3 separate regions of the Mus musculus genome follow, and all the other regions are linked to region 1. The links are chromatin loops, found by intact Hi-C in ENCODE. Cell type or tissue: gastrocnemius. All regions are shown on one strand. Region 1 overlaps Med27 (mediator complex subunit 27). Region 2 overlaps Ntng2 (netrin G2). Region 3 overlaps Ntng2 (netrin G2).

What was found. Peaks named below come from ENCODE experiments on the same cell type or tissue, not always from the same donor. Only the 100,000 strongest peaks of a DNase experiment are listed, where the experiment ranks them.
Region 2: it touches region 1 in a loop (6-fold over the local background); 2 of 42 quality-filtered maps call a loop at or near these places.
Region 3: a loop joins it to region 1, with 2.6 times the contacts of the local background. A loop is called at or near these places in 2 of 42 quality-filtered maps.

What each region holds. Positions count from the first base shown.
Region 1 is chr2:29,415,166-29,423,165 of GRCm38, reverse strand. The region is part of intron 3 of Med27 (mediator complex subunit 27); the gene reads right to left. Among named protein-coding and RNA genes, the nearest start is that of Mir133c, 56 kb to the left of the region's middle. In gastrocnemius, a CTCF peak has its summit at 3,029; no DNase peak of the experiment used is centred here; H3K4me3 peaks cover 220 bases; H3K27ac peaks cover 4,182 bases.
Region 2 is chr2:29,212,204-29,220,203 of GRCm38, reverse strand. All of the region lies in intron 2 of Ntng2 (netrin G2), which reads left to right. Among named protein-coding and RNA genes, the nearest start is that of Ntng2, 32 kb to the left of the region's middle. In gastrocnemius, CTCF peaks have their summits at 2,124 and 3,711 (motif pointing left); DNase peaks (open chromatin) are centred at 2,124, 2,901, 3,412 and 3,673; H3K4me3 peaks cover 2,273 bases; H3K27ac peaks cover 3,539 bases.
Region 3 is chr2:29,195,459-29,203,458 of GRCm38, reverse strand. It overlaps Ntng2 (netrin G2), which reads left to right. Exons shown (of 7, transcript NM_133500.2): 5 at 6,310-6,477; 6 at 7,678-7,812. Among named protein-coding and RNA genes, the nearest start is that of Ntng2, 49 kb to the left of the region's middle. In gastrocnemius, CTCF peaks have their summits at 3,168 and 3,371 (motif pointing left); a DNase peak (open chromatin) is centred at 3,334; H3K4me3 peaks cover 738 bases; H3K27ac peaks cover 2,141 bases.

The DNA.
Region 1 (8,000 bases):
AAACATCATTTTAAACTGATTCTGCAGGCTGCCACATCCCACTCAGGGTTTAACAGCTACATTCTTTATTACTGTTTCCTAGTCTGGGCGACTACTTTGTGATTCAGTATCTACAGAAGACTGAGGTTCTCAGTTCTGTCTGTGTTACACGTAGTCAGAGACAAATACAGGACGGGACAGGGAAGCTTGTCCCTGAGGGCTGCAGGTGCCCACGCTCACCAGAGCTGGGCATTAACAGCAACAAGTTTCTGTGAGGTCAATGGGGCAGGATGTGACAAAGTTGTCACCATAGCTTGGTGGTCTCCCATGCCACCTGTCACTTTCCTTGGGCACTCCCCTAGAGTCCCAACATTTTATTTTAAAGGTTTCAGATACAGATCCCACATCATCCACGGCTCTGCTGTCTGCTGCTTTAGGTTCCAGCCGTCAACCACAGTCTGAAACATCTTCAGATAAACAATGTGGCATCCCAGAACTTACATTCCAAGAACATTACTCGACTCAGGCCTGCAGCTAGACTTGCCAAAGAGAAGCTGGAAAGGACTCTTGGAAGTGAAAAAGCAGTTTCCAACTTGATTTAAAAAAAATTAAAACACGCTGAGGTTCCTAAGATCTGTGGCAACAAGAGTCTTCTGTCTGTGAAACTGGGAAGAAAGCACACTACTCTCCCACTGTGGACACCGTGGATTAGGCCACACCACATACGGGTTCATATGGAAAAATGCACTTGGACTCATGAAATTCAGTACTCAATTTCCATTATCTGTGAACACGTTCTACAGATAAGGGCATGAGTGTGCCTATAAACACAGGCAAGAGTACAGAGAGCCTGACTGCCCAGCAGCACCAAACATAACAAGACGGTCTCATGACCCCACTCCAATAGCAGTGGTATACTGCCCACATGCTTGGCAACAGGATGCTGGCGTATTTAAAGTCGGTGTGGCCCATCCATCACTCTGCCTGAGGCCTGTGAGCACCTCAAGCTGTGTGTGCCTTGAGAGGAATGCTTCCTCCCTCCCTCTGTTTACAAGTTCTCTCTGTGCCATGATGTTCCTGGCCTGGCCGTCCACACACCTCACCTGCTCCGAGTGGAAAGGACACAGGAGTACACAGAGAGTGGATCAAAGGTCCCAACAGAGGCCAGATGGGAAGGGGGCTGGGAACATCAGGCATCCTTCGACAGGCGGTCCTCTGAGTTCGCGGAACCAGAACCCCTCTGGCTGAAACAAGGAGCAGAGTTCTGCCATATGTCTCCAGTACTACAGTCCCGACAAGCTACAGATTTTGGTCTGTGGCTATTATCTGAATGGAACACAGATCTCTCAAGTGAAGAGAAGCAGTTTTTACAACATATATGCTAATGAATTGCAACGATATAGAGCATTTAAAACAAAATGTCCCTATATTTATTCTCCATGGACAGATTTTTGCATTAATATTTATGAGGGGTTCCTCGTTTATTTCTCCCAGAGACTTCTCTCCTGCCCAAAGAAAGGGGATAAAAGATAAGTAACATGAACCAATTATCTTTTAAACAGCTACAAAGGACTAGCTTATTCATCTGCAACCTGCCACTTGATTATCTTCCTAATATACCACTTTCCACATACTGGGCCTTGCTCGCCAGCCCCAAGGGCCTGCTCTTCCATAGTGTGCTAAGGCTGGCTTTTGGGCCCAGTCCTCTGTGAAAGGCTCCAAGCCCAAGCCCTGTACCGCACCCTTCTCCTACAATCCTCTTCTGTCTGTCTAAATGGTCCTTGGTTCCTGACCACTTAAACACTCAGTACTTATGGCTACAGTTCACCATGAGTCCTGGGCACTGTGATCACATCTAAAATTTCTTGTAAGCATTCTTGGGAAGCGAGCAGATGACTCAGTAGTTAAAGTAGCTGCCACACAAGCATGAGGACTTGAGCTCGATCCCCAGCACCTATGGTGCTTCATATTTATAATCACATCACTGGGGAGAAAGACACAGAAGGATGCCAAGATCTAACTGGCCAGACACCCTAAGAGTATAAAGAGCATCTCAGTACCAGAAACGGACCCTGACTCCACTAACAAGGTGGATGTTAGGTGGACACCAGAGGCTGAACTCTGCTCTCCACAAGCAAGCAAGCAAGCAAGCAAGCAGAGACAGTGAGAGACACAAAGGCACAGAGAAAGGTGTTCTCAACCTTGTAAGCCAGGAAAGCTACACACCAGTGCTTAAGATACTGTGGAGAAACTGGGTGACTGGGAGAGTATGTAGGGTGCCATGGAGAAGCCTGGGCTTAAAGCCTGACTGGATGAGGAGTGTGAGAACACTCTTTTCTGCACAGGAACCACCTCACACCTTCCTCTACCTCAGAGACTCAGAGTCTCTTTTCTCCTCTACCTGCCAATAACACAAGGACATAAGCCCAACAACAATCACGGGCTTGTCTCCCCTCAAACAGAGACTCTAAAGAGCAGAGGAGATAGAGTCAGAAGGTGGTCAATCCCACACCCTTGGCCTCAAAATGCTTTCCAAGTCTATTTCAATAGCACTAGGAAATTAGCAGGTGCAAAGCAGTGGCAGAGATGAAGTGAAATAATGTCTGGCTGTTACAGCCCAGGGAGCAAGGCCGGGTGGAGAAAGGCTCTGGGCCACCCTAGACACTGGGAGGCTGAGTGTTGACTGGCTTCAAAAGCTCTGGAGACCAGATGCCAGCTATGCACCACTTTCCTTCCTGTCCCTGGGTTGAGGTGGCCCATCAGCCACAGTTATAAACACAGCTGGCTATGGCAGAGTTCCTATCAATATCTTTGCTTTGGCATGCAAACTGGCTAAAAGAAATAAACTGAGAATTACTATGTCTACAAGAAAGGGTAGCAGGGGGTTGCAGGGTTTGAGATTCCTAGAAAGGCAACCAACCCTGGCTATCTCAACACACTCTCCACACTCAGGAGAGCAAACAGATGGGCATACAGTGGGTTCTTCTTACGTGGGTGCTGGAGCTCTGAATGCTGTTGCTCATGCTTGTGCAGTGGCCCTTTGCCCTCTGGGCGTCTCCCCAGACCATGAAGCTGTTTCATGTTTCTAGCCAGTCTTGGAGGAGAAGGGCAGAAGTCCTGAGTCAGAAGCTCAGACGTAACGGGTGTTAATAACTGAGCCTCAGCAGCAACAGTTATTGGAAACTGATCTCCTCCTTATTAATATGGTCCCGCAATGGAGAGAAAAGATCTCTCCATGTTCTTAGAATGCAAACAATGTTTTAATCTTTAATTATATTCTCAATTTCAGCTCTTCTGGAGAACTGCAGCCACCTAGGCCTAGGATTAGTACTTTATTACACAGCCTCTCTGTGGTATTTAATGAATATTGTTACTTAATGCTCACCAATGGGGGAAAGGAGGGCTTAGCGAATCTCCACCTAAGTTTTGACGACTTTCCCCCAAACTCGGCAAACTTTCATCTGCATGCTTCCCTCCTCTGTGGGACATCAGCACAAGCCACAAGCTTGCTCAGCCCCAGCCCCAGCCCCAGCCCCAGCCCAGGCGGAAGCTGTTGTGAGCTGTGAAAAGCCTCTGACAGAGGGGCAGCCAGAGGCTACTGGCTGTGCGTTTGCTCAGGTCAACTGAACTCAGCTCCAATGAAAGAGAGGCAGGGTCCTATTCAAGCCTCTGTCACCATCAAGGCCAATGAATTTAATATAAATTAATCAACACATAACCACATTCTGCCCTCAAAATAGTCTCAGGAGTGAAAAAGTCTGAGACACCACTATCCCCACAGGATGTAACCTCGTGGTCACCATGGACATGATTTTATAGCAGTGCTGCAAAATATGGACTTCACAGCTGCTGATGGGGACAAAGATGGAAAACAAAACAAATCCTCCATCTTAAAAAGGTCTTAAAATCAACAGACAAGGGGGTGGGGCAAGAGCCGGAGAGCCACAGGACCTCCAGTGACTGATGGAAGTAGCTCTCCCCCATCCCCTATTCCCACCCAGGGCACACAATAGCACTGCTTTGCTCCCTGGTGTTTCTACACTAAACAAAGGCAGTGTGAGCCTTCAGAAAACAACACAACTATGTGGAACCACGAGAGGGTGATCTCGGGAGCCAGGCACACATAGTGGTAGCAGGAGACTCACCTCCTTTGACTCAAGTCCCAGAGCAAAATCAGTAGCACAGAGAAGGCGGGCCACTGTGTTTAAGTACACGTGAGTGTGGTGCCATTCTCTCCCTGCCCTGAGTTGATGGCACTTCTTTCCAGCAACTGCATCGCACATGTTTACCACAGTGATGCTATTACTCAAATACACGTGGTGTGAAGATAGCGCCTTGAAGGTCTCAGACCATGCTGATACACACAATGAGAGTGAATCTCAAAAACTCCACATTGAGTTAATGGGAGACAGATACCACAGTCTGCAATCTACTGTGTGCCGTTCTAGAGACGGCAACTGGAGGAAACAGCAGAGACCACACACGGGTGCAGAGAAAAGAGGAAACAAGACATGAACTCTGGGAGCTTAGCTGCAAAGCAGAGCTGGGTGGGAGCTGGCAGGGAAAGGTGGTTCAGAGACAGGGTTCCTATGGGAGATGGTTTTGAACCAGTATGCTGCTTACTAAGAGGAACAAGTCAAGGGAAAGAAAGCCGACATACAGAAAAGGAAGACCAATGGGGAACTAGTGCAGGGTGGGCAACCAGCAGAGAACGGCTTGTTCCTCTCAAGGAAGACCCTAAAGGAGTGGTGCTCTGATTCCACACGCAGGATCTTTTCAAACAAGAAAATGTGGTGAAAAGATGCTGCTAGCCCTGCCTGCATGGTATAGTGGTAGTATTTTCAAAAAGAACCTTTCAGAGAAACTAGTTTCCCCTCAAAACTAAATGAGGCTGAGGCATGCTGGATTGGAGCAGAAAGAGCTCTTTCATCTCTGGCCATTGAAAGCCAGCTTATCATTAGCTGTTGAGGCCACAGTTCTGTGTACCCTTCAGCCTGACCACACAAATCCAAACTAGCATCCCATGTTAATAGAGAAACATACCCAAACCTGCTATTGGGAGAGAGCACAACATAGCTACACCTGATGGATACTAAATACAGGTCTCTCCAAACATGACTCACAGACCAACCAAGTAAGACAGAAGCCAACCTCAATCCAATGGGTGTGTGTGTGTGTGTGTGTGTGTGTGTGTGTGTGTGTGTGTGTGTGTGTTTGTTTGTTTGCTCACGGATGCTGCTGTGTGTCAGGACCACATAGAGAAAGCAGAAGATGGTGTCCTTGAATGCATTGTGCACCTTTTTTCAAAGGTCCAGCCATGTCTCCATAGCAACAGGGTGCCTGCCTCTTTTGATGGAACAGCACCCCTTCTGCCAGCAACATCACTGAGCAGGAGCACTTAGGACAGCTGGAGGGAGGATGCTCAGCAGCACACTGTGAACATATTCCATTTTTACCTCTTTACAAGCTTCTTCAGACGTAGGTAGGAAGGAATGGGGAGTTGGGGGACGCAGGGGATGAGTCTTTAATCCCAGCACTCACTCATTCTATAGAACACAGGAACAACTAAGTCTGCAGGTGACTACTTTTCAAGCCAGTGCATCTGAAAAACACATTCTACAACTGTCCCACATTCCTGTTCATGGTTGCTGCACAGCTCAGCAGGGCTAGTAGTATAGAGGGTGCAAGAGGGAGCATCCCTGGGAAGCCCCTGGCTGCTTTTTTCACTGGCTAAAGCTCACCTAGCCTTAGAAACCTAGAAGTCTGGTCAAGCTGGCAGGAGGGAAACCTGGTGAAACTCCATGGGGTCTGTAAGTGGATCTTTTTCAGCACCTGACATGGACTCTCTTGCTCAAGGACATGTCTACAAATACCTACCCTCTCCTTAAAAAGCTCCAAGAAAAATCAAAGTCTAGTTCCACAGAAGTTCAGGCTGAGCTTAACAGGCTTCAGAGCCTAGGTGTCTCTAAAGCAGTCATACCACAGGATAGGCTCATCCCGGTCCAGACGCTGACTGACTTCCCTAACACCGCATCAAGGGACCCCTTTCTCAGTTAACTTCATACTGTTCACTCTAGCACCTCCTCATACCATGCAGGCAAGTGCAGTTAGGGCAGAATTACATGCCAGTGGCCAGGAGGTATAGAAGAGAGCCTGCAGGAGCGCAGGTGAGAGGTCAGCAACCCCACCCCCTTCTTCTATGAGGGAACGTCAACAGTCGAAAGCCTGGTCTTGAGAGTGTCTTGCAGCAGGACGATGAAGGTGTTGGCTACTATGCTGGGAGGACAGCACTCCATAATAGCACCCTGGCAAGAACATGGGTCTTGTCTAACACAGGACTTGGCACACACTCATGATACCCTGTGACTCCTTTGTTCCCCTGTCTCTAGTCTTCTGAAAGCAGAAGTGCACCTCAGTCCTCTCTGAGACTATCGGATCTTATGGAGCTTGCTCTTAGCCACCCTTCCCTGCAGCCCACCTTTTCCTTGCCACTTTCTCTTTCATAAAGGGCAGTCTGTGCCCTCTTGTTGAATGCCATTAGCACCCGGTGATTCATCTCTAATGAACAGAATAGTGGACAACAGACAGTCTTGAAGCTAAGTCAGAAAAAAAAAAAAAAAAACAACCTCCTCTTGGCTCATTCCTAGTTGGCTGCATTTGGAGAAGCCAGTGCCATACCTGAGGACACTCAAGAAGCCTGTGATGTGGGAATACAACCTCCTGTCACCAGCCAACAGTGGCTGGCTTGCTGCTGAACTCTCAAAATGTTCAAATGAGATACCAACCAGAGCCATATCCGAGAGCTCAGTTGGGGGTCACTGCATGGCTTTGGTGACCTGACCTGAGCCCTTAATAACTATGGCCCTAGCTAATGTCTCAATAGAACACACTAAGAGATTGAGTCAGACCTGCCCAGGCAAGCCACTCTTAGAACCCTAACCTAGGATGACAGGACAGAGAATGCCTCTTATTGCTAACATTATGATCAGGGGCAATTTATCTAAATTTGAGAGTGCTAGGTTAGGGGTAAGTGACAGTTAACTAATATAGCGACCTTGGTAAATATGGACACGTTATAGGGGCTCAGGAATGTTCTTATGGCAAAGTGAACCTATGGTGATCATGTGTTGTGATTAGGACTCTTGTGTAAAATGGTCCAACTATTATACTATTAACATGCGCATTTGAATACTTCAAAGACCACATCATGTTGCCTTCATAATACACTGGCATAGAAACGAGGACAAGATCTCGATTTGATCCCTTTTGGAAGGTTTTGCTTATAAAAATGATCTCCCCCCCACCCCTCTCTCTCTCTCGTGTGTGTGTGTGTGTGTGTGTGTGTGTGTGTGTATACACTAAAAAAAAAAATCCACCAAATCTTCCTTGGGATAGTGTGAGGCATTTGCTACCTTTTGTTTTTCTTTACATTTATATTACACATCTATTATTTGTGGGTTGGTGGTGGTGGTTGTTGTTGTTTAATTTTTAAAAAAACTGTAATTCCAGGAGGCCGTCATCTATGCTGTGTCCTATTCCTAGCCAACATTACACACAGTGAAGAGCTGTGTGCAAGTCTGGATATAGATCCTGCCTATGATGCAGAAGTTCTATGAAGGGATTCCAGGAGGCTGAGAGCCCTGAGCTCAAAGCTGTGAAAGAGGAGCAGTCGATCTCTGCAGGAAATAGCTGCAGTGGACAGGAAATCGTTCCCGGTGTATTCTTGGGCTGCTGTAACAACTCCTCCCTTTGAAACCAAGTATTTTGAGTGATCTATTATAAATGCACAATGACAGTTGTGAACACTCCTCTCTCTCCTTCCCTTTGGCATCACAACAGTGTCTGTTGATTGCCTCGGTGCTTAAAATAGCTTCTAAGTGTCCTCATAATAGCATGTCACCTGTAAACAGGTTTCAAGCCAATGCAAATTAACAAATGGTGAACAGATGGACCAAGAACTGACTTTTGTCAGGAGAGAGTTAGCAACAAACACTTTTTGGCTTCGGTCTTATGGGACCATT
Region 2 (8,000 bases), 200 kb after region 1:
GGTTGAGATGTGGTGAGGGGGCACAAGAGGGGAGTGTAGCAGGCAGAGCTGGGTGGCAGAGGTCCCTGTAGCTAAAGGGAGCAGTGGTTTTAGTCTGAGGAAAGGTGAGGTGGGGCTGTGAGAAGGCCTGGCCTGGCCTGGCCTCCAATCTTAGTGACAAAGGCAAAGAAAGACTCAGAGAGCATGTGAGACCAAGCCCCATGGCAGCCATGACTGAGTCTGATGATGGAAGGTAGTCATGGAGTGGACCACCTCAGGACGGCTTCTGTGGGATGGAAAGAGTTAGTGGGAGTGAGCTGCGGAGGGCTTCTCACTCCTGGGTTTCTGACTTGAGGGGCCGTGTGGATAAGGATTTTAACTAGTCAAACAGGGACAGCTGAAGGAAGAAGTTCCTGAAGGGAATTTTAGAAACATATGTGTGCACATATCTGTGCGTCTGTGCATGTGTGTGCACATGTGTGGGAAGGAAACCTTCGATCTAGGGAAGGATCTTCCTGGGGAAGGCAAAACACAAAGGAGGTAGTTGCGGGTCCCAGAGAGAAGTGGCCCAAGGTGACTTCACTCTCTGAGAACCTGCAGGTTAGCTCATGTTGGTGCAGACTGTGCTGGGTTCAAGGGAAGCAGTCGCTGCAGCTGCAGGGACTGTCATCTGAGCACGGGAGGCTTTGTCTGGCTTCCTAATGGGTAACAAGATTTATCAGTGGGACTGCAGAGGTGATGTATATCAGGCACTTAATAGAAAAGGGCTTGCACAGAAGCCCAAATTTGATTTAGCCAATTAACTCAATTGCTGGCCATCCGCTCCAGGAGGAGCTGCAGCCCACATCTGTCCCCATTACCTTGGCATCACTCAGCCTTTCTGCTCACTGCAGGCCCCTCAGCCTGCAGTGTAACGTCCCCCTCCTCCACAGGCGCTCAAGTCTTGATTGACAGTGTTCTTTGGACCCAGTCTCAGGTCCCCCCAGCCCTGAGACTTGTGTCTCGCTGGTTTGCTTCAGCTCGCTGTGGTCATGGCCACAGATGTATTAATGCCCTACTGGCCGCTTGGGTCCTTCAGCTTCAATCCTGACTTTTCTCTTGCTTTAAGTCCAGATGGCCTGTCCCCAATATCACAGATCCCACCAAAGATGCAGACTTCCCACCCACCAGTGGCCCAAGGCCACAGATCATGGGTCTCATTAGCCTGGGTCCAAACTGGGACAGTGGTGGGAATTAACACAACCTTGAAGCCTACCCAGCCCTCCACCCAGCCACACCCCTCCCCCCTATAGACCTCATAAAAGAAGTGTCCTGATGGCCACTCTTCCTTCATCCCTCAGAGCGGTCACCTAGCCAGCCAGCGTAGAGTTGGAATCTGCCCTGTGATAACCAAAGGCCCATCAAAAATTTCTCCATCCGGGCAGTGGTGGCACAAGCCTTAAATCCCAGCACTTGGGAGGCAGAGGCAGGCGGATTTCTGAGTTCGCTATTCAGAGAAACCCTGTCTTGAAAAAAAAAAACAAAACAAAACAAAAAGAAAAAAGAAAAAAAAAGATTTTCCCCAAATAGAAGAGGAATGTTCCTCTCGGTGAGGGAGGAAGGCGCTGCCTGCTGCCTTAAAGCACTAGCTTTGCTTCCAACTTTGTTATCCTCAGGGTTAGAACCCGTAACTGTGGCCTTGCCTGACCTCCTGTGTGACAACATGTGGCCATTTGGGGAGAGAACTAGTTTTGGGGACCACTTATGCAGAACCCTTTCTGCAGTGAGTTGCTTCAGAAGACAGGATGAGCACTCCCCTGCTTCCCACACAGACACCCCACCCTGCTTCCCACACAGGCACCCCATTTGGGAGATGTATGATCCCCTTGGGGCTCAGTCTTTGTGGGGAGCCAGACCTGGGTCTCCATTCTGCCTATCTCCAGCACCCCTTGTTCCGTGCTCACCCAAACTCCCTGCAGCCTCCTCTTTGCCCCAAGGAGCAGGTGACATCACTCACTGGCTTGGGAGCTGACCTACATTTTGCAGCCCTCCCGTCTGGGAGTCGCTCCAACACCCGCTTCTCTTGCCCAGAGGAGAGAAGGGCCGGCTCACGATTTTTGTGACATACTGGTGCCAGGCTGGGGCCCAGATGGTGCCCCTACTGGTAACTCCTGGGCATCGCCTGCCCCTCCCTGCTGGGCAGGGCACGCTCAGGCCTGGCACAGGCCAGAGCCCCCGTGGTCCTCCATGTGGCTGTCAGACACCCAGCTGGGCCTGCCACGTGTCCTGAGAGCTAGGCTTGTCTGGTGTGTGCCTTCCCTGGGAGGTGAACCTGGCCCTGTCTTGGAAATGTTATGTTCTCCAGGGGCTGACTCGGGACCTGTCAGCTCCAGAGAAAAGACGAGGAAGGCAAGAGCACAGACACCCTGCAGTCTATGGGAGTCATCAGGGCTAGGTCTAGCAGGTGAGTGGGTGCACCCTACAGGAAGCTGAGGGGGCGGGGGGCACAGGTCAGAGCAGAGGGCATGTCTTGGCCACATGGTAAGCAAGGGTGGCAGGTGAAAAACAGAACATCTCAGGTCCGAGCTTTAGAGGAACAGAAATAGTGCTTAGTCTCTGGCGCGCAAATATGTGGACAGAAAGCATTCATTATTTATGTAAAATTCAAATACAACCTGGAATTCTGCATTTTTGTTGTTTTTAACACAGAATCCTCCTGTGTTGCCGAGGCTGGCTTCAAACCTTTGACTGAAGCCATCCTCTTAGATAGCAAGGAGACCAGGCATGCCTCATAGCTCGCAGCCAGCAACCAGCGTCTTCATTCCCTGTGTGTTCTTCCCAGAGGCTCGGGGCTCCATATAGAAGTGATTTCAAGAGATTAGAAGCTATGTCCTCCACCCTATAGGGGACCCTAGAGGCCTCAAGCCAGTCACATCTGCTTTGATGTCTGGCTGGCCACTGAGATATGGGGCTGTCCCTTGGGGCCACCGGGAAAGGCTGGAAAGTACAGCTTTCTCACCCCACTGGCCTTTGTGCTTGTTGGCTGTCAACCATAGCAAATGTTACTTTCCTGAGCCCAGCTATCTCCATAGACCTGCCTATTTTCTCCCATAGTAAGATCCTGCTGCTAGGTCCACAGACCACTGGCTACCCAGACACTGGCCACCATGTTCGCACAGCATTGGGACCTCTCCTCCCTCTCCGCTCCTACCCTCCTCCCTCTCCTGAGTAGCCAGGCAGTATGTTAGGCACTTAGGAAAATTTAATGACAAGACTGAAAATCCAAGGTCTGATCCAACCACTCCTTTCATAACTGAGACCCAGAGAAATAACTCTTCAAGGTCACACAGCAAATCAACCCCAAGGTCTGGACCAGAAGATAGTTGCTGCATCAGCATCGAGAGAGCGGCCCTCCTCCCCCTAACCCCTGTCATCCTAGTGGTGAGGACAGGTATGGCTGGCCCACCCCCACTGTCCCTTTCCTCATGATTAAATAATTTATTCTGATGGCTGAGCCTAGAAGAAGTTAGTAGAAGGGAAGGCAGCCTGGACCAAAGTTTTCTGGTGAACTGGTTTTCAAGGTCAGAATCGGTGAAGAGACCCTTGGGAGAAAAGATTCCTCCATAAAGGAGAACCATGTGAGCCAAGAGTGTAGCTGGGGACCTGGGCCACCCGCAGGGTCTGGACAAGAGCCCTGCCTGGAGGTCATGCTCAGAGAGGCCAGGCCTCACAACTCTTCCACAGCCCTCTGCTGCCCCCCAGAGACCTGAGTGCTGGCCTTGACCTATGGAGTCCCTGCCTTCTCACACAGGAGTGGGGCCTTGTGGGTATTCTCCGGATTTGGTTAATAATGCAGGTGCTGGTGGGTAGCAAGGCTTCGAGTTACTCACGTGCTTGCTTATTTATTTTCCTTACGTCATCTCCCAAGGGTCTCCTAGATTAGAAAAGGAAAATCACAGGACAAAGGCCTGAGCTGGGGGAAGAATGTGTCTGTGTCTGTGTCTGTGTCTGTGTCTGTGTCTGTGTCTGTGTCTGTGTCTGTGTCTGTGTCTGTGTCTGTGTCTGTGTCTGACTGTGACTGTGTCTGTGTCTGTGTCTGTGACTGTGTCTGTGTCTGTGCCTGTGCCTGTGCCTGTGCCTGTGTCTGTGTCTGTGTCTGTGTCTGTGTCTGTGTCTGTGTCTGTGCCTGTGTCTGTGTCTGTGTCTGTGTCTGTGTCTGTGTCTGTGTCTGTGACTGGGATGGGGTGGGGCAGATGCACTTCTGGGAGCTTGTGTCTGTCTGAGAGCCAATTAGACCTCGGGCCACAGCCCAGATGTCTGGTCTCCCTGATAACCCAGACATAAAGGGAATCTGTGTTCCCATCATACAGATGCTCAAACGGAAACCCAGACGGACTGATAACGTATGCACCTGGGCTGAGCAGAAGCCCTGCCCACTGCTGTGCGTCCCCCCCATGTCTACCTTGACTCTAAGGCATTGGGAGATCAGCCATGGAGAGCAGCTGCGGGTCTAGCTGATGTTTGGACTCCAGCCTGGTACCATGTACCACTGTGGGAGGGCTCTCAGAACTTCTTTCCAGGCCTCAGTTTCCCCATCTGCATATTTGGGTGGAAATAGGTTGCAAGAGCTTATAGGGTGGTTCTCACACAAAGTGGGAGCTTCAGGGCCAGCTGTCTTTGAAGGCTGGAGAGAAGGAGGCTCTGATGGAGCAGACGTTGCCAGCGAGCCTATTCTGGGGTCGCCGTCACTCCCCTGACCCACCCACATGCACTCTGTCCATTCACTGGCCTAAGCTCTGCTGGATGGAGTTCACCTACCGGAAATGCATGCACCCATTTAAAGTGGGCTTCAGTGCCCCTAACAACTCATAGAGGTCTAGAGAAAAACAGGTTTGGGGGCTGGAGAGATGGCTCAGTGGTTAAGAGCACTGACTGCTCTTCCAGAGGTCCTGAATTCAATTCCCAGCAACCACATGGTGGCTCACAACCATCTGTAATGGGATCCAATGCCCTCTTCTGGTGTGTCTGAAGACAGTTACAGTGTATTCATATAAAATAAATAAATCTAGGGGAAAAAAAGTAGAAAATCCATAGCCGGCTGGTGAGGTGGCACCTGCCATGCCTAACAATGAGACTTCCATCCCTGGGTTGCACATGGCTAAAGGAGAAAACTGACTTTTGAAAGCTGTTCTCTGGCCTCCACACATGCTCCGTGACCTCCACATATATGCCGTAGCATTTGCACACACAAAATAAATAAATGTAATGTTAAAGTTTTCAACCTCAGCTACATAGGGAGTTTGAGGCTAGCCTGGGTTATATGAGACCATCAAAAAGAACACTCAGTCAGGCAGTGGTGGCACACGCCTTTGATCCCAGGACTCAGGAGGCAGAGGCAGGCTGATCTCTGAGTTGGAACAATTACAGGACAGAGAAACTCTGGAAAAAAACAAAAAAGAAAAAAGAAACAACTCCCCCCATAAGGTCTCTCTACATAGACCGGCTGGACTGAAACTCACTATGTAACTATGTAGCCCAGGCTGACCTAGAACACAGTGTGTGCCAGCACACCTGAAAATTTTAGGACATTGTACTGGCTGGTTTTGTGTGTCAACTTGACACAGGCTGGAGTTATCACAGAGTAAGGAGCTTCAGTTGGGGAAGTACCTCCATGAGATCCAACTGTAAGGCATTTTCTCAACTAGTGATCAAGGGGGAAAGGCCCCTTGTGGGTGGTGCCATCTCTGGGCTGGTAGTCTTGGGTTCTATAAGACAGCAGGCTGAGCAAGCCAGGGGAAGCAAGCCAGTAAGTAACATCCCTCCATGGCCTCTGCATCAGCTCCTGCTTTCTGACCTGCTTGAGTTCCATTCCTGACTTTCTTGGTGATGAGCAGCAATCTGGAAATGTAAGCTGAATAAACCCTTTCCTCCCCAACTTGCTTCTTGGTTTGTGCAGGAATAGAAACCCTTACTAAGACAGACATCTTCACCACCTAGGAGGAAATACTGCTGCCCCATAGTCCCCTCTCTCCCCATCAGCCCAGTCAACTGCCGCTAGTTTGCTTTCTGTCTGAGCAGGCTGGCCTCTAAGGACAGTTAGTGGCAAGTAACTTATACATTGTATCTGACTTACTTTGCTTAGCATCTTGTTTTCAAGGTTCATCCATGAGCATATGAGCCAGCATTCCCTTCCTTTTATGACAGAATAATACTCTATTCTCTGTATATGCTGCCTATTTACATTAAGTACCTGTAAATAGGTATGGGTGGTCCCCAGCTTTGGGGTACAATAATGCAAGAGTAGGCTCAATTTCTCTTACATGTGTATCCTAGAGCTAGGAGGGCTATGTTTAACCTTCAAACTCATGCATTATCTCCCTGAACTGCCTCATGTACCCAACCATAGGAAACAACTCTGAATGTAGTGTTTTGGGGAATGTGGTTGAGAGTCATAGCTGCCAGGTGCCTCAGTGAAAAAGTAACATTGTTGTTCAACTTGCCACCTCTGCCTCAAAGTGTTAGCTTTGGGAAAGGGTCAAGAGCCTTGAAGCAGGGGCCAGACAGAGGAAACAGTAGGGCAAAGGCCCAGAGGATAGCAAGGTCAGAACTTAGGCTAGACACAGGTAGAGAGAGATGTCTTAGCTAGGGTTTTACTGCTGTGAACAGACACCATGATCAAGGCAACTCTCATAAGGACAACATTTAATTGGGGCTGGCTTACAGGTTCAGAGGTTTAGTCCATTATCATCAAGGCAGAAGCATGGCAGCATCCGGACAGGCATGGTGCAGGAGGAGCTGAGTGTTCTACATCTTCATCTGAAGACTAGAAGACTGGCTCCCATGTAGTTAGGACAAGGGTCTTAAAGCCCACACCCACCATGACACACTTTCTCCAACAAGGCCACACCTCCTAATAGTGCCACTCCCTGGGCCAAACATACATAAACCACCACAGAGAGTGAAGGAGGAGATGAGCCAGTGAAGTTCCTCCACTGTACCCCAACACAGAGATGCAATGTCATCCAGAAGTACTTGCAAAATCAAGAGAATATGGAGCCTCTGCCATTAGCTTGGATGATATGGACCACTAGTAGATGGATAGCCGCCTTACATCAGCCAAGGCGCTCCAGGTCTTCATGGCACTGATAAGATCAAGATGCCTTCTGTGTTCTGGCAGAAATAGGGAAGGGTTGGGGCTGCCAGGGTGGGACCTGAGCAGAGCCAAGGTCAGGGAGGGACTTGCCCTCCTGTGCCACCCAGGCCACTGGGTTCTAACAGCCAGCCTTCCTGTTAGCATGGACACAATCTGCTTCTCAGATCCAGCTGATCTTTTATGCATTTTTAATAAGCCAAGGTCAACATTATCACCCAAAGTTGATGGCAATCTTTTCTCTACGTAGCTGATGTCTAAAAATAGCCCCTCCTCAGGCCAGAGGTGTGGAATATACGCCTGGCTCTCTACAACTGGGTGTTCCTCTCCAGCTAGCTCAGCAGGGTGTTAAATAAAAATTCACAAGAATAAAAAGAAAAAAAAAAAAGAAAGCTTTGGAGGTCAGATACACTTTGCAAACAAATTTCTGTCAAAGTCAAACAGATTTCTTTCCTGGAGGACTTGTACAAGACTTTGGTATGCTGGTGTGCACTGTGAGTTGGGTTGTTTGGGGTGTTAGAACATGTTTGGCCAAAGAGGCTCAGACATGAGACCCTCCTTTATATGGATTTCCTAGGGTCCAGTGTCCCCAAGAAGAACCTACAATGCCAGCTAGTGCCTGTCATCCACTTCTGTGCCTTTGGAGGGGTGAGCTGGCTTCTTTGTGACACCCCCCCTCCCGTAGCTCAGAGCTGCAATGAGGGCCAGCTGCAGGACAGTGTGTATGATGACATCTATCTTGTGTCTTTTCTGCTGCTGGGACAGCACACTGACAAGAACAACTTATGGAAGAGACGTTTGATTCTGATCCACGGGTCAAGAGGACAGTGCACGATGGCAGGGAAGTCGAGGCAGCTGGTCACGTGACATTCAGTCAGGAAGCAGAGAGAAA
Region 3 (8,000 bases), 220 kb after region 1:
ATAGAAGAGATCGTGAGAAGAGACAGGCCCGGGCCAAATTCCTGCCTTACAGAAGGGACTACACGTGCAGATACACATAGACCTATACAGACTTGGCTGGCTGTTTGCCCTCCTGAAGGAGGATTTATGCATACAAGTGGTGTGGGATCCTGACATGGCCCTCTGGACTCACCTGGGAAAGTCTTCCCAGGCCTGGCCCATTACAGATGCTGGGAATCTAAAAAGATTCTTCCTGTCAAAGGGTATCAGCAAGATGGTGGCCGAGTAACTTCCTCCTGGAAGCCCACCCCTCCCCAACCTTTTCAAGGGAGATATGGCTGAGGCTCCTCATTCCTTGGGTAGCCCTGACCTTTCTTCTCTGTCATCCATTGTCCCTGCCCCATGGTGGGTGACATCTGAGGATAGAGACCCTTCCAGCAGTGGGGGAAGAGTTCAACCCTGCACTCTGTCCATCTGCTTCACAGGGTAGCCCCTCCAGGTCAACAGACAGCCTTGAGAAGGTCACCTTCCCAGGACCACGCCCCAGGGGAATTGCATAGGGAGCTAAACCAGGAGATGATGACTTTTAGGAAAACCTCTTCTGTCTGGGGCCCCTTTGAGGTGGAGGAATCTAGGCTTTGAGGCTTAGCAGCCTGGACCCCCAGCCCCCTTCAGAGACCTTTGGACTTTACTGAACCTGTGATGGGCAGAAGGGAGCAGAAATAAGCAGGAAGGGGTGGGGTGTTCCGCCTGCCACTGACCAGTGGTCCACTGGGCGGGAGACAGGCACTGGCTGTCAGGCACTGAGGAACTTTGAACCCGCGTGGGTGCTGCTTTTGTGTAAGTGGTGTGGGACAGACTGTGAGGTTGGAGGTTAAATAGGAGAAGGCAGGGAGGCCCAGTGAGCTGTCTCCAGAAGTCGGGTCTGACTCCAGGACTTTGCTAGTGAGCAGGAGGCAGCAATAGCAAACGTGCCATGACTGTCAGATCTGCGATTCTGAGCCCTGCACTGGATGGCTGAGCATTAAGGGGAGAAGGTGGCTTCAAGGTAACAGCCAGCAGCCTGCATCTTTGCACCTAGGGCATCCTTAGCACCTGTGTGGCCTGTGCCCAGGTCCCCAGGACACTCGGCAGACCTTTGGTCTGGATCCCAGTTGCATGCCGGTGTCTGGCTGGCTGGACAGTGCTGTCTTCCTAGTCTCACTGGGGGAGGGATTGGAGGCTTAGAAAGATGCTACTGCATCTATGGTATGCAAATTTATACCTCGATAAAGCCAGTTTTTAAGAAAGAGAGAGACAGAAGGGGGGAGAGGGAAAAACAGCTCCCACAGTCCAAGCAGGAACACAGGGCTGGCTCACTCCATCCACTCCTGCCCCCTCTGCCATCCTGGGATCCTGCCCTGAAGTCTCAGGTGCTTAGAGGTGTCCCACCTTTAAGACCTAGCTAGTATGGGTTCTTGACTCCAAAAGGTCCTCTGTGTAGTCTTGGCACATAACACAGGACACCTGAGCATGTCCTAGCAAAATGCACTCAGAAGCTTTCTCTTCCTGGACCCAGGGCTTTCCACCGGGTTCTCAGACCTCTTTAGCTACAGCCCAGCTGGGCCTCGAAACCCCAGCCCCAGATGCTATCAGGGAGGCAGTGCCATCCCGGAAGCCGAAGCCGGGCTAGAGAGTCTAATCCTTCCCAGCCTCCTCAAGGGAGTGGGGGGAGCCAAACTCAGAAGCAAGATGCCTTCGGGGTGGTTTTACCAGGGCTCTAATTAAGCCCTTGCCAATTCCAGTCCTGCGGCCTTATCTCTTCACTGAATACCATATTAATGTCAATTTGATGTCCAAAGGCTTCAGGCTCCCAGCTGGGAATCTCCCACCATTTTTTACCTGGTAGATTCTCTTTTTTCTTTCTCCATCAACCACCATGAATAATCCCTTTCCAGAAGGGAAGACATCAGTTTCCCCTGACCCCCACCCCCACAATCTTCTCGCGGTTCTGCCGTTTGAACTTGGCAAAGAGGTTGCTGCCTGTGTTCCGTGTTTTGTGTCCAGCTCTGGGAACTGAATGTTAGGGATGGGACATTTGGTGACTCATGATGAGGTGGAAGGGCAGTGGTCAGAAAAGAGGACACTCTGGGGAACCTTCTAGAACTTTTCTCAATGGCTCTATCATCCTGGCCAGGACATTGTCCCACAGTACAGCATTAGCCTGAGGTCACACACAGGACCTGTTTTAGCTGGCTCTTAAACTGGAACAGAAACCACACAAACAGGGAAGGGTTTTTAAAAGCAGTGCCCAGTGAAGGAAGAACTATCCAAAACCCATAGAGCCTCAGGTATGGGGGCCTCCTCTCATCAGGCTTCCAGCGTGTGCATAGCCTCTGCAGCTGCTATAGTATAGAGTATATAGAGTGAATTTGGACCCTGGTTTACAGCCAGTGTAGACACAGCCTGTAGCACTGCTTCTTATAGGAGCCTCTGAAAGGTAGGGGCATCATCCCTCAAATGACTTCATTTCTTCTCTTCTTCCTCCCAAGGTCAGACCAAGCCACCTACTATGGCCCCCCTTGGGGACAGCTCCTTCTGGCCCCAGGTGTCCTCCAGTGCAGAAGGTATGGGGGCAGGGCCTATGCCAGACCTGAGACCCCAGGAGCTCCATTTTAGACCCTCCCTTGTAGTAGGGGTAGCAGGCTTATATGGTGGGGGGCCCCAAGAACTGAAAGTCGTGGGGTGGCAGAACTTAGGGTCAAAGCAATGAGGTAAAAGGCCTGTAGCTACCCCTTTACCCTTACTCCCAACTCTACCCCTATTGGAAGCCAGTAGGTAACATCTGTAACGCTTCTCCTAGGGCTTCAGAGTGTAGAGAAGGACGTCCTTCGTAACAGGAACATCACTTCTCCCTCCTCACAATGTGGGGCACATGTAGGATACCTAGGCAGCTGATGGCACCCAGAGAGGGTCAGATGGACCAGAATAGGCGTAGCTATGAGTTATGATGGTGACAGAGAAAGTCTGAGGCAAAGACCCAGCAGCCTAACCAGTTAAGTGAAGGCATGAACCATGTAGAAGCCCCCCAGGACCAGGTCAAGAGAATTAATTATTCTCCTACTGTGGGGAAACACCCAGGACAGGGACTCATCGGTAGCCATAGATGGATGTGGGTTAAGTTGGGCTAGCTTGACTCCTCAGAGAGGAAGGTTGTCCTAAGCTGTCCCCCAGCTGACTTGTCCTAGGTTCTATTGCCCTTGCCCCACCCCATCCAACACCACAAGCTCCCCCCTCCAACCCCCCAACTCTCCCCCCTCCAACCCCCCAACTCTCCCCCCTCCGGAATGAATGAGCAGTGAGGCAGGCTTTGAGCGCCCTCTACTGGCAAATGGTTGCACAACTGAAGAGTCAGAAGTTCTTAGAGCATCCTAGAGGTTCCTTAATCAACACATCCTCTTTAGAGATGAATACATGCGTCATCTCCTGCCCTGGCCCCACTGAAGAGCCACAGAGTCCTAGAGGGAAGCACAGAGCCTTTTTTTCTATAATAACAGCATGCTTACCTCCAAGAATGGAGCAGGGCTCTGGTGGGATTCCAGGCAGGGAAGGGTAGTGCTGCTGCGTTCTTGGCTTGATGACACTTTAGAGGACAGCAAAGGACCCATCCTAGCCAGAGTAGAAGAATGTGCTCCAAAGGAAAGAAGATGCAGTCTTAAAAATATTTAACATGGCTGGGCATGGTGGTCAGCGCCTTTAATCCCAGCACTTGGGAGGCAGAGGCAGGCGGATTTCTGAGTTCGAGGCCAGCCTGATCTACAGAGTGAGTTCCAGGACAGCCAGGGCTACACAGAGAAACCCTGTCTCAAAAACAAAACAAAACAAAACAAAAACAAAAACAAAAACAAAAAACAAAAACAAAAACAAAAACAAAAAATATTTAATGTATTTATTTTATGTGTATGTTTTGCTTGCACGTATGTATGTGTATCACGTGTGTGCCTGGTGCCCATGGAGGTCAGAAGAATGCTAGAACTAGAGTTACAGATAGTTATGAACTAACACACAGATACTGGGAACTGAACCCATGTCCTCTCTAAGAACAACAAGCATTCTTAACCACTGAACAATCCATCTCTCCAACCCCAAGATGCAGTCTTTAATGCCAGGTTTAGCCTGGGGACTTGATGACCAGGAGAGATTAGGGGACGGGGGAAAGAGCAGAAGGGCCAAATATCTCTCCGTGTCAGCAAATGTCTTAGCAGCAGGTAGAGGGTGTTAGGAGATGAAGAAGGTACTTGGGTACTGCTCCAGAGGATATGTAGGTGTTCTCGAGGGACCAGCGGCAGTAGGTACCCACTGTCATGGCTACAGGGTGCTTTAGCCTGGGACTCTTAGAAGAACCACATCTTAAACCTGAGGGCCATGTAGTCTCTCCCTACCTCGAAAGTGAACAGGTAACATGGTTGCCTGGGGCCAGCCCAAGGCACTCGGGAGCTTTGGTCTAGCTTCTCCCTTGGTATGGATGGCTTCCTCCGTGGCTGGACCGTAGCAGGTGTAAGAACTCGTTTCTCATCTCTCTAAGCTGTAGCTATCTCTGTCGCTGTCCCTTCCCAAGCCAAGGACTCTACGCTTTTCGAGCTCAAGCCCAGATCTCCTCAGGTGATACCCATTGAAGAATTTCAAGGTAAGAAGGTGGCCTGAGTCAGGCTTCCCACCTCCTCTCCAGTTTGCCGGAGAAAGACGGTGCAGGACAGAACTAGCTTGTTGGTATCAACTCAGAAAACCCTCCCAGAATAGCTGGGTCAAGGTTAAGCTGAGTCTCTCCAGCCCCAAGGGAGCTAAAAGCTGGGATGAGTCAGAAGCCAACTCAGGCACAGTGGGCAGGCACATGGCAGGAGAAGCAGCTGCCACAAATAGCCTGTCCTGGCTCCCCTGGGAGGTGTGGCCCAGGGGCTTGTCTTGGTTGGAATGGAATCTGGGACACCTGGGTCACTCTTTGGGGGCGTTTGGAGGATGTTTCCCGGTGTCTCAGGAGGACCAAGGTAAAGTCGGGTCAGGTAGACCCATGGGTGTTTCTCCAGACTCTCGTGTGCCTTTGACCATACGGAGACCAGGTCAGCACCACCCTGATCATCACAAGAGAGGGAGCTGAGGTCCTCTAGGGATAGCTGCTCAGAAGGTGGCCAGCATTCATGTGTAATGGCATGGGGGTATTGAGTCCCTTAGAAGGGACACAATGATGGTCTATCCCGCTGAAGGAAAAGTGGCCCTTCAGATTGACCTCTGCTATTCCAGGTCCTTGACCTAGGCAGTCATGGGAGTTGATAGAGTCATTTGGAAGGTCAGCCTGAGAACCTGTGTTGAATATGTAGCTTGGTTGGTAAAGTGCGCTCGCACAGGAAGAAACTGCTCTGGAGTCTCAGCACAGCATCAACTGGGTGTGGACCTGCATGACTGTAATTCCAGGTCAGAAGACCAGAAGTTCAAGGTCATTCTTAGCTAATTATTGAGTCCAAGATCAGCCTGAACTACCCAAGACCTGGTCTTTTTATTACTACTATTAATCATTCCATTCATTTACATCTCAAATGATATCCCACTTCCCCGTTACTCCTCCACCAATCCCGAGACCCTGTCTTAAAACAAAACCAAAAACATTTGTGGGAGGGAGAGTAAAAAGTCCCACAATGGCTCAGAGGTGGCTTTCCTTGGTTTAAACTGAACAGTGAGATTCAAAAGCTGGGCTGAGACCAGAGGAAACCAGGAGATAGGTGCCCAGTGTCTTGCTGAAACTAGCAATTCAGTGCCAATCAAACTTGTGGGAGGTCCAAGCTAGTAAGAAGATTGGGTCCTGTAGGAATTTGCAGAGACAGTAGCCAGTTTCCCTCTTCCAAAGCAGCATGGGAAGAAGGTTCTGTCCCATGCCATCATATCCAGATCCCTGTATGACTCCATTCATCCATAGGCCCTCAAGGGAACTCTAGCCAGCCTGGAACCTTTGCATTCCCTCTGTAAATGCAGCCTGCAGCATGACCCTGCCCTCCTAGTCAGCCTCAGCATGCAGGCATCCTTCAGACAGCTCCTTGCCCTGAGACCTAGTCAGATGTTAGCATGCCCTTGCCTCACTGACTGTCTGCCCACAGGCCTCCTGGGGACTCAAAGCTGACAGGGCAAGCCTTAGCCACATGCTACAGAAGTGTCCTGGACCTGAGACCCCGTCCAGATCCCCCTCCCAAAGATGCTTCCTGCCACCTTCCCTGTATATTCCTGGGTATGCCTTTCTCTGTATCCCTGTTTTCCCCCAAATGCTCACTGACCACTGGCATTTCTCCCACTTGGCTGGTCCAGACTGCGAGTGCTACGGCCACTCCAACCGTTGCAGCTACATTGACTTCCTGAACGTGGTGACCTGCGTCAGCTGTAAACACAACACTCGAGGCCAACACTGTCAGCACTGCCGCCTGGGCTACTATCGCAATGGCTCCGCAGAGCTGGATGATGAGAACGTCTGCATTGGTAAGCACCAGGTGCAGGAGTGGGCTTCCAACCCTGCAGAATCAGCTGCGGAGGTGCAGACACCCCACGGGGAGGCCCTCTTCATCTGGGCATCTCTAAGGGGACAGAAGCCCTCTGATCCACTACTAGTGACCCCCAACTGTAGGCACTGGAAGCAGAGGTGCTAGTTACAGCCAAAGGCTTGCTGTGCGAAGCTGGCCCATCCCTTGTCCTCTCTGAGTGCATAGAAAACTGGGCAGTAGACTAGGTAAGCAGTTTCTATCTCTCCTCTGTTGTTGAAACTGTCCTTCAAAACTTCAGAGCCAGCAGTTGTAGGCACCCTCTTTCTTCAGTGTTATGGTCCAGCACTGACTTTTCTGTAGAGAAGACCCATGACATTCCTTGGACCTGGGCAGAGGACAGACCCTAAAAACCAAACCTATAGCCCCCAACTGATACCCAGTAGCATAGACGGGCAGTCAGAACTGCCCATCTTCCCACCTGTTTGCAGCAGGTGCCAGGTCTCAGGTCTGTGGGCTGCTAGATCTTAGCCATCGATCAGCAGAGCCACTGCCCATCCCCCGCCACCCCACCCCCACCTGATCAGTTGCAAAGCTAGAGCTGCTACTCTGGATCATGGCTGAGGCCTTCGGATATTCCATCAACTCTAAAGTGATCTAGCAGAATTGTGTTGCCAGTGTCAACAGGGCCAGCTGCAGGGAGAGGGCAGGGTCAATGGATCTGATTAGAGGTGGCCCCTTCTTTTCTGTCTGTTCCTCGGTCTCAGGCCAAGCACTGGGCTTCAAGGACTGGGGTCCAAGGACAGATGGACACACACACACACACACACACACACACACACACACGCACCAGAATCTCCTGATCAGACACCTGTCACCTGTCTTACTCATAGCTTGGTATTGGTAGCCCCCACTTCAGCTGTCCAGAAAGAGCAATGAGGCTGGCTCAGCCCTCACAGTGGAGCTAGAGTGTTGGATGCCAGGAGAGGAAAAACTATGCTGAGCCTTCTCTTGCCATGTAAATGCGCCAGTATTCCCCAGGACCCCCCCCAGCCTTGTGGGGAGCATCGCCAGGGAGAGCAAGAGACCCAGCTGAGAAGGATACAAAGGCGGGTTATAGAGGTTGGGCCTGAGGTAGGACCCATTTGTAGGTTCACAGGCCACTCTGGCTGCACGTGGCCTATGCTCTTGTTTCCCCTAGAATGTAACTGTAACCAGATCGGCTCTGTGCACGATCGATGCAATGAGACAGGCTTCTGCGAGTGCAGGGAGGGCGCAGTGGGGCCCAAGTGCGACGACTGCCTTCCTACACACTACTGGCGCCAAGGATGCTATCGTGAGTAGACCGGCCCCTGAAGACAGACCCTTTAGGCTGGGTGCGTGGTCCAGCATGGTGGGAGGGGCCTACGTGGGCCTGCTGTTAGCTGGGGGTGGGCTTTGAACACGTGGCTGCAGTGAGAAAGGTCTGATGCAACCAGGGTAGGGGTTCAAAGTGGCGGGGGCGGGGGTCGAGTGGGCATTGCC